Linked DNA regions of Homo sapiens: region 1 is linked to region 2. Evidence: chromatin loops called from intact Hi-C (ENCODE). Cell type or tissue: PC-3. All regions are shown on one strand. Links, peaks and the distances in the headings refer to the core of each region. The heading gives the core; the rest is flanking DNA.

Evidence for each region. Hi-C counts contacts between places; a loop is a spot of excess contacts. Peaks named below come from ENCODE experiments on the same cell type or tissue, not always from the same donor. Only the 100,000 strongest peaks of a DNase experiment are listed, where the experiment ranks them.
Region 1: it touches region 2 in a loop (3-fold over the local background); 2 of 110 quality-filtered maps call a loop at or near these places.

Annotation. Positions count from the first base shown.
Region 1 is chr3:76,567,851-76,573,246 of GRCh38, reverse strand. It overlaps a transcript of ROBO2 not described here. Among named protein-coding and RNA genes, the nearest start is that of ROBO2, 470 kb to the left of the region's middle. In PC-3, for the core only: a CTCF peak has its summit at 2,598 (motif pointing right); no DNase peak of the experiment used is centred there.
Region 2 is chr3:76,119,396-76,124,791 of GRCh38, reverse strand. It overlaps a transcript of ROBO2 not described here. Among named protein-coding and RNA genes, the nearest start is that of ZNF717, 340 kb to the right of the region's middle. In PC-3, for the core only: no CTCF peak of the experiment used is centred there; a DNase peak (open chromatin) is centred at 2,581.

The DNA of each region.
Region 1 (5,396 bases), core at 294-5,293, 450 kb before region 2:
GTCTTAGACATATCAGGGAAATTGCCCAAATCACATGGCTGATACAAAAAAAGAATTGAGATCCTAATCCAGATCTATTTGACCTCAAATCCATGCCCTTTTCGCTACACAAAAGCAAGGGAGAGTTGATACTTAACCTGTCCCAGGCAACGTGGAAGTGCTAAACTAACTAATTAAAATTAATTCAATCCTTAAAAAATGAGCCCAACAAAAACCAACATTTTTTGTTTGCTGGATTCCTACTACACAAATGAAGAGGCTGATACCCCAAAAAGCAAAAGAAGGAAGAGAAGTTTATGCTGTCAGTAGCAAAAGACCTGGGACAGAAGCTAGGCACATAGCATTCCAAGACTGCACAGCATGTTTAAGGAATAACCCAGTTCAGTGTGTCCCGGGACTATGATGGACAAAGTCTATGGAAATAGGTAAGTGTGGATGGAGATGCTACTTGCAATATTCCCTCAAGGGGCTAGAATTTGCCTTTTGCAATGCTTAACATTTTTGAGCATACATCAATCTGTGACTCAGAATAAAGTTGTGGAGTCCTCCTGAAGGATGTCAATCTATACTTATGCCCCAAGCTTTGCAGTCATTCTCAGAGACTTACATACTTTTTGACGTATTCATTTTGACATAAGAATATCTATAGGTGGGAAGTAAGGACTCCTTAAGGTTTTTAGAAATCAGATTAATCTGTTTATGCATTGTTTGAGCACACTGTTCAAGTAAATAGCATTTTGACTAAATGTCGATGATGGAGAATACAATTCTTAGCTTCCTCCAGTTAGCACCAGGACTCACTTCCTAGTTCAAACTGATACAGTTCCAACCCCATGATTTCATTAAAAAACAAACAAAGACAAAAACAAAAAAGGAAGAGAAAAACAACCACCCTACCTCAGGCACAAGTAGAGAGAGATGATGATGATGGTGTGGTTAAAGGTATCCGGTCTGAAGCTGGATGCACAGGTTTAAATATCAGCTTCCCTAGTTACTAGCTGCTCAGGATCTTAGATTTTTTAAAACCTGTCTGTGCTTCAGTTTTGTTCTCTCTAAAATGGGGTTAGTGATAGTACTGCCCTGCTAAAAGGATTCAATAAATTTGTACTTACAGTGTTTATGGCAGTCTTTGACACATAGTAAGTGCCACATATTATTTATAGAAAGCATTTCTATCAAATACTTCAGGTATAATATCACTTCTTAAGGTGTTATAACATTTATATGACTACATTTTAGAGGATATAGTTGCATATCTAGACTTTCCAAAATCTTCAGAATACATCAATGATATCCAGGCTGAACTTGAGCTCTTGGGCTCAAGTGATCCTCCCACCTCAAAATTCAACACTTTTAGAATGGTCTGCCTTTAGTAATTTACTTCCATTATTTTCATTTCAGTACATTTTAAATACGCAGTGCAATACGGAAGATGGTTTTAAAAAATCAGCCTTCTAAAATGTGACATTTTTTTTCCTGTACATAAAATGGAGAAATCAGCTAGAAATTACCTTCTATTTCTACAAACTAATAATGTAATTTAACTTAAACAGTCTTAGTACTTCCTGGCTAATTAATTATGTAATGTTAAATATGAATTTGGGACTCATTAGAGAAATATGTAACTACTGTATGTTATTACCTAACTCCTATGAATTATATTGTTCTTTGTCTCTTGATTTATTAAATTAATAAACTCTACCATTATCTTAATTGGAGTTTTACACTTTGATAATTCTATCTCATGAAGTTAACTACTGGTTTGTTTCTCAGTATCTTGGTATAAAAACCTCTAGGTCTCATATTTACTCTGGTAATTTTATTGAAAAGATATTTTATGGCTTCCTATATTTTATTGTTTGTGATTTAATCAGAGTTGGAAAAATTCTGTATATTATTTCAAACAAAGAACAATCTGAAATTTACACATTTTCCCAATAAAATGAAACATTACCACTCACTACATGTATTCTGGTAAAATCTTATCTCCTAACAAGTAACATGACCTACACATACAAATCTGGCTTTGAGAATGTTTTCTTTTGTTAATTGAATGCTGTATTAGTATTTCCTGGTTTCTTTTCAATAATACTGCATAATACTTAATATTTATTTAACTCACACAGGAACTGTGAGTTATACATGCTAGAGATAAAAAGACCTTACATAATTTCATATCACCTGTGCAAATATGATCTCTCATCTTCCGGAGTTATGAAGCACATGATATTTTAAGACTTCTTTAATCTTCATTACATAAGTTTTAGAACATTTTTTCTTGTATTCTGTATGATACAGTTTTGTCATACATGAAATGGTAAGAAAATTAACAGATATTTCCTGATTAAGTCAGGAGAGAGGTAGAATTCTGAAAATAACATTTATGCATCCATAAGATGTACAACAGAGATATTTTCTTTCTTATTTGAGGAGCAGGGCTATAAAACTAGATGGATGACTTTAAGTAAAAAGAGCAGAAAATTCACATTTTTGACGATTCTTGCACAAGTTATTAATGTAAATCTTCAGCAGCCTGTATGTTTCTAAACCAGATTACCTTCCTTAAATTTCAATGAGCATGTTCATATTTGAACAGTAGAGGGAGCTCTAAAAAAAGCTTAGCAAATAGATGAAAAGTTGCAGTTTGCACAAAATTCTAAGTAAAAATTCCTTAAAAAGCTTTTGTTTTAAATCAACACATTGATTTTATTTTAAAAGATTGTGTGCTTTTAAAAGCTCCTTATATGGTTAATATGTTTTGCTCATTTTTACTATTTGATAATTGAGTTATTTTAAAGCGCTCTAGATGTACGAGTTATTTTTTACATCCCATTAAGTTTATGTGTAAATTTACTTAAATGTGTCTAGACTAAGTTATTTCTATGATTTATCCTCTCTGTTTTAAGTATGCCACAGATGCATTAACAGTTTGTGAAGTCACCATAAACCTTATTGTTCTAAACCTGGCTTACTTACCCTGTGGATCTAGTCAAAACTGGACTGGAAAAAAGCAATAGCTCCATTGGAGCCCAGAACTATCCAATGGCTATCAGTAGTTGACCAACAGTTGATATTTACTGAGTGCTTATTAGAATCTTTATTTTTTATTTTTGGGGGCAGGGTCTCGCTTTGTTGCCCGGGCTTGAGTTCAGAGGCATGATCAAGCTCACTGCAGCCTCGATCTCCTGGGCTCAAGCAATCCTCCCACCTCAGCCTCCTAAGTAGCTAGGACTACAGGCATGCCCCACTATGCCCAGCTAATTATTATCATTATTTTTAATTTTATTAGAGACAATGTCTCCCTATGTTGCCCAGGCTGGTCTTGAACTCCTGAGTTCAAGCAATCTTCCGGCCTTGGCCTCTCAAAGTGCTGGGATTACAGGTGTGAGCCACTGCACCTGGCTGCTTATTGGAATCTCAATGCTGTTCTGGGTCCTTTAATAAGCATAAAAGAAATACAACCAAGTGAAAGTGTTCGCAGAATGGGGTGGCTATAATGGTAGTTGGAAAGGACTTGGGAATAGAGCTGGATTCTCAAGGATGGTTCTACTTTTGAGTTGACTATGTTACCTAGATATAATGACTCATACATCACAAGGCCCATTTTGAGGATTATACAACTTAACAAAGGTACATTTTATTAAAATATTACTGAATCACAAGTATTCAACAAATACCTCCCTTTTACCTCCATATATAGTAAAACTAGTATATGTGCATAATTCATTGTTTATAATTTCACAATCCTAAAGTCTCTGAAATCTGATGTTTTTCCCATACAATTCTCTATGTGGCAAAACCTGGCCTGACTCAAACTAAGTCAGCGACAAGCCTTGATCTCAATTGATATGAAGATATGTAATTATATTTTATATTTTTATAAACACTCATTATTTTGCTGAACAGGAACATTTGTTTTTAATTAGCTGGTGCTTATCCAGATGCCCACATGTATATGTTCTATAACATCTAGTATATGCATCCCTTATTGTTCTAGACCCAGAAAACTTCTGAACTGAAACACAATTGGCCCAACTGTTTTAGACTGAGATTGTGGCTTTGTACCTGTCTCCAAACTGTCTTCAGTCTTGATGATCATGTTTAACTTATGATGTTAGAAAATATAGATGGGTGTCTATCATGCAGAGAAGATCCATGCAATAACCCATCTTCAAAAGGCCCATAATACATACAGAGATTTATATCTATATCAAGTCATTGAATAATCGATATCTAAATGATCTAAATATTAAACAGCATTATGTGGAAGCACTTTGAATTCTTGTTACTCATAGGGACTACTTGTTTATGACATTTATTTAGTTGCAGATTTAGTTGCAGGTTTTACATATCAATTCTAAAATATATTTACATCATTTAGTAGAACATAGAATGCTATGGGTCTGCATATTGTAAAATACAGTAAAATCTATTAGATAAGAGGTGACAAATCAAAGAGAAAATGATTCAGATTAAATTTAGAAAAGGGGCTGGTGATAAATAAATAAGGTACAATATATCTCACAGATTCTTAAAATAATCTTGATTATGCTTTAATGATGACTGTAATAGGTGGGATGGCAGAAATACTACCAGAATTTCTCTTAATGAAATAAAAACCTTCTTTAAGAAAAGCAATGTGGCCAGGCGCGGTGGCTCACGCCTGTAATCCCAGCACTTTGGGAGGCCGAGGCGGGTGGATCACGAGGTCAGGAGATCGAGACCATCCTGGCTAACACGGTGAAACCCCGTCTCTACTAAAAATACAAAAAAAAAAAAAAAATTATCTGGGCGTGGTGGCAGCGCCTGTGGTCCCAGCTACTCGGGAGGTTGAGGCAGGAGAATGGTGTGAACCCGGGAGGCGGAGCTTGCAGTGAGCCGAGATCGCACCACTGCACTCCAGCCTGGGTGACAGAGCGAGACTCCGCCTCAAAATAAATAAATAAAATTAAATTAAAAAAGAAAAGCAGTGTGAATTATTTCATATTCCTAAAAATGACACATAAGAATACCAGAGAAAATAAAAATAGATGTCGATGAAAGTGACCAGTTCAGATTTTAGCAAGAAATTGTACTAGTAGTTGAATACTATGCAGGCACCCCTATTGTTCAAATGTTTTTACATTTATGTAAGCAGGGTGCAGTGGCTTATGCCTGCAATCCCAGCACTTTGGTAGGCTAAGGCTGGTGGATCGCTTGAGCCCGGGAGTTTGAGACCATCCTGGGCAACATGGTGAAATCCCGTCTCTACTGAAAATACAAAAATTATCTGAGCGTGGTGGTATGTGCCTGCAGTCCCAGCTACACAGAAGGCTGAGGAGGGAGGATCAGCTGAGCCCGGGAGATTGAGGCTGAAGTGAGCCATGATCCTCCCATTGCACTCCAGCCTGGGCAAC
Region 2 (5,396 bases), core at 289-5,288:
CTTCAAAAATTCCTCTTCAGATCAGAAAAAAATATATGTAATATTAGACATTGGATATTTTTGAAACATTTTTCTAGATTAATTTGAGAAGTTCATTGTAACTTTATTGAATTACCATGAATTATCTTATTACAATCTCATTGCATAGAAGTCCAGCTGACACTTATGAACATTAATACTACTTATTAAAGGGCTCACAGAAATGAAAAAAAGAAAATGATGTCGAGAAAAAACATTTTTACATTGTCTCTGGTGCCTCATTGATATTATGTCAACTGGTGTGTGTAAAAATTTATGATAAGTGTTCTGGTCACTAATTAATGGGTGAGATAAGCTTTGAGCTTGCCCTGATGTATTTATGTCAAGCAATCTCACCATAACAATTGTTCCTAAAAGGAAACTTTAGGGCATATAAGGAGTATAGAGTACTAGATAGAGTCATAATGAGATAAAAAATCCTGGTGAAACTCAATAATCCATTGTAAATAACACTCTAGCTAGAAGATATAAAGATTCCTTGAAATCAGGAAATAATATGGCAGAAATTTTAATTAGACAGAAATAAGCTATTCAAAACCTGAACAATATTAATTGGATTTCCCGCATATTTTCGAATTTTTTCATTAGGTAATTTTTTGTAATTCAAGAATAGTAACTTTTATATTTAAGCACTCTGATTCTCTTATTCATCTTTCTTGACATCAATACTAGTGTTTTTTTAAAACAAAAAAACTCATTATTTTTAAGATAAACCTCGTTAAGAAGTTAGTGATTACTTTCCTTCACTAAACAAGTTGTTTTGCTAACAAGTACAACAGTGAATATATAAGCTTAAACACTTCAGCATAAAACAAGGATTTCTAGGAAGTCATTCAAAAAAGCAAGAAAGAAAAAGGGGAAAGGGGAAAAAGCCAGGTCATTTACAACTGGGAAACATACATCACCTCCACCCCATAAATATGATGTGAAGCAGTAGGGATCAAGGTGTAGGAAGAAAAGGTGTAAGACGAAGCTAATACACCAGAGAGTGTGAACTAAGCACCAAGTACATTAGAAAAAGGAAGTAAAATGAACTCCTTCAAGGTGAGGGGCACAAGAGAAGAAAACTCTGAATCCTCGTTTTGCAACAGTGGGAACAAAAATAAAATATACTAACTAGTGACAGGAGAGTCCAAAACATAGTTAGGTTCCAGAAGCAGAGGAAACCAGCAAAATAAATAATTAATAAGCGAGTAATATTTCCATAAACCAGTTAACCAGTTTGTTATTTGCAGAAAATCAGCAAAAAAGAAAAAAACATCCCATGAAGTCGCTCAACTTATTGGTTAGAGAGAAGTAAGGAAAAATTGAACTTACATACAAGAAACTCATTAATAGTAGAAAAACTTTAGTCTTGAACATAGCTTTGACTTCTACCTTAACAATAGTTTATTCATGAAAATATTGTTCCTTCAATAATGACTAATAAAAACATTTCGATAGGATATGTAAAATGACTGTTTTCAAAGGAGTAAAAAATAGGGAAAAATACACGGAAAATGCAAAATTCCCCACAGAAAAGATGTTGCTGGGGAGCAGATAAATATTCTGACAATATATTTTCACCATGAATTAAAAAGAGTATTTGCTTCAATTAATTAAGAATGCCAGGCAAGAGCTCAGGGAAGATATGGCAAACCAGTTGAGAGAGATCTGAAAACTGAGCTGTGAAAGTTCCATAAAAAATGAAAGAAAATATGAAAACAGGTCGGGCACGGTGGCTCATGCCTGTAATCCCAACACTTTGGGAGGCCGAGGTGGGCAGATCAGGAGGTCAGGAGATCAAGACCAACCTGGCTAACACGGTGAAACCCCGTCTCTACTAAAAATACAAAAAGTTAGCCGGATGTGGTGGCAATCCAGGGTTGAAATCAATTTTTATAGGTAAAGAATAATTTAGATCACAAAACATCAGACAATTGAAGAAGGGTATTTTTATTGTTACAAATCACATTGCACAAATGAATATATATGTCCATCATGCTACAGTATCAACAACCATAAAGCAGAGAGAGCACGTAGGGAGAAACAGATAAATACATTAGTCTGTGTATCTGTGAAAAGTAAAAAGGAAAAAATAAGTAAGGACTTAGAAGACTTAAATAACATAACTAATAAACTTCAAATTACCAAAGTCTGTATCTTGAAAGAGAACACAATGTGCTTTTAAGTATCCATGGATTATTTTTAAAAATTGGTCATATTTTAGGTCACAAAGAAAAAAATCAATAAATGCCAAAAATTCAAAAAATGCATCTTTCTATCATTCTGCAAATATTCATAACAACAAATAAAACCATCTGGAAATAAAAACTGAAATCTCTCTCCTTGAGTCACAGAAAAATCCTATTCAAGACTGAAAAATATCAAGAAAAATAAAAATACAGAGAACCCAAAATATTTTTCTAGACACAATCCACAAATCACCTTCTGAGAATATGATCTTGTTTCACTTATTTACATTTGGTTAAATTTGAGGTCCAAGAGCCTAATAGCCACAGAGAAAATAAATAAAGGAGCTGAATCAACATTCATGTTTGACTGACTCTAAATTTTTTCTTTCCACATTAGTCATCAATGCCTTTCAGAGCATTAGAGCCATTTTTTCTTCATCTGTAAAATGAGGAAGTTGAGTTACAAAACAACAACTAGTGTTTTTGTGTGGCTTACAGTAGAGCATGCAGTGTTTTTGCATGTAATGCAGGCTTTCCATGCATTCATGTTTAACCTTCATGTCAACTGTATGGGGTAAATACAAGTATCATGACTAATTTAAAAGAAAATACATTGAGGAATAGAGCATTTAAATAATATCTTCACGTTACATAGATACTATCTAAATAGTCAAGTAAAAATCTGAATTCAGAGAGTCTATTTGGCTGTAGACTTAGGCACATTTTAGAGACTGTCTGCCTCAAAGGTACTCTCTAGCTCTGGAATTCTGTTAAGACACATACCTTGGTATTCATGGCATGAATGTTTTAAATAATTCATCACAGAGCGAAGTATGGCTTTCAGTGAATTATAGGTGGATAAAAAGAATAACTATTCAGATGAGTTTTTCTCCAGGGTAAATGAAGAGTAAAATGCCAGCATCCAATCACACAGAACAACATACTCAATTGTCAATGAAATAAAAGAATTGTTTCAGTACTGTAGGCAGCACATGTCCCAAATAAGCTTTTTTAACCAACACAGATGGTGTAGGTTTGATCCAGAACTGTTACATAAACACTTAGCTTATAAATGAAATTGTCTAACCTCAGTGACAAATAGCTGTACATCTGCTTAATAATCATTCCTGTACCAATTTTAGGAGAGAGCACTGTAATTATTTTCCCTGATTACAAAGAATTTGGAAATGAATCACACAGATGCTTTGCTATGTACAGTTAGACAATTATTTTCCTCCCCCCTCCTTACTACTCAATAATATTTCTTTATTATGTTGAACCTAAAAATTGAACTAGGAAAGGTAAATGTTAGCCAATATGCCAAAGATAGTAATCTCCCAAATTGCTACTACTGGAAAAATAATTCTACCATATGGACTCTATTCGACTGATTGTGAAATTGCTGTCCTCATTAAATGGTATGCATGACCCTTAGTAGTATAACCACCATTTTCCTCTTTTAGAGACCCAATAATTTCATTGCCTCTCTTTCATCCTTGGAATACAAATCTTGTCTAATAATAAAATGTTCCATCTTATTCTTGGCCCATGTCATCTATTGCTGTTATGCTCCCTTCAATTAGACTCCTCAAAAAAATTTTAATTATTTATTATGTGGCTATCAATCTAGTAGATACTATAGGGGATAAAAATAAGACATAATATTCGACAGTAAGTATTTATATTGCAGGCAAGTATTGTTCTGTATTTGTAGAAGGAACTCTTATACTACAATACCTTACACAGCTTAGGAGAATTTTTATAGAAGTTTTTCAGGGGTTCATATGAACAAGATAATTTGAGAGGTTCAAAGAAGGGTAGAATCTGAGCTTGGTAAATTTTCTTCTGGCATTGCTTTTACAATTGCATTACTGAATAATAGATTCTTAGATGGCCAACAAATATATAAGGAGTACTTTCTATATGACTGATATGTGGCAAGATCTTTAAAGTAGAGTGGTCCTTGTTATCTTGGAATCTTAGAGATGAAAGAGACATTAAACCATTCATTGATTAAACTAAGTATCTCAAATGAGAATTTAAAAGTACATGAAAGTCTGTATAAAAATACAGTACTGTAGCCCATATAGAAACCAACAGAAGTAACTCAGTTATGTTTATTAAAGAACAGTCATGTGCCTAATATCAGGATAAGCAGATTATATGGTAGAGTAAGTAAGTATTACTAAATTCTGCAAACATAAGTTTGAACCTTGCCCTACCACTCACAACCTGTGATCTGACAGCAATAAAGATTAACATTAAAAGAAGAAAAGCCTCCAGGCGTGGTGGCTCACGCCTGTAATCCCAGCACTTTGGAAGGCCGAGGTGGGCGGATCACCTGAGGTCAGGAGTTCAAGATCAGCCTGGCCAACATGGCAAAATTCCGTCTCTACTAAAAATACAAAAATTATCCAGTCATGGTGGTGCATGCCTGGAATCTCAGCTACTCTACTCAGGAGCCTGAAGCAGGAGAATGGCTTGAACCCAGGAGGCAGAGGTTGCAGTAAGCCGAGATCATACCACCGCACTCCAGGCTGGGCAACAGAGTGAGGCTCTGTCAAAAAGAAAGAAGACAGAAAGAAAGAATGAAAGAAAGAGAGAGGAAGGAAGGAAGGAAGGAAGGAAGGAAGGAAGGAAGGAAGGAAGGAAGGAAGGAAGGGAGGGAGGGAAGGAAGGGAAGGAAGGGAAGGGAAGGAAGGGAAGGAAGGGGAGGGAGAGAGAGAGAGAGAGAAAGGAAAGCAAGAAAGGTAAGTCATGTGTGGTCAGTCTTTGAAAACTCCTGTTCTAATACTCTATGACTGATGAGACCTGCTCAAGATTCTCAGAGTGTATGTGCGTAAAATAAAGTAGGTTCCTATTTTGAATGTCATTTTTTTCCTATGATAATATGACATTTCACAAATGTTAAAAGTACAACTTCTTTTTTATTTATTTATTTTTATTATATATTAAGTTCTAGGGTACATGTGCCCTAGAAGTATAAGAAAAAGTACAACTTCTTGTAAGAAAGTTAACCCTAAGCTTGCCTCTGAATTCCTGAGAATATCAAATCAATAATTATATAAAACCATTAATATTTTATTGGACCACTAAATAATTATAATATGTTATTAATTAATGTAATTCTGACATGATACCTTCGGGTGAGTCATAATCTCACTGGTATTCTGGCCATAAAAT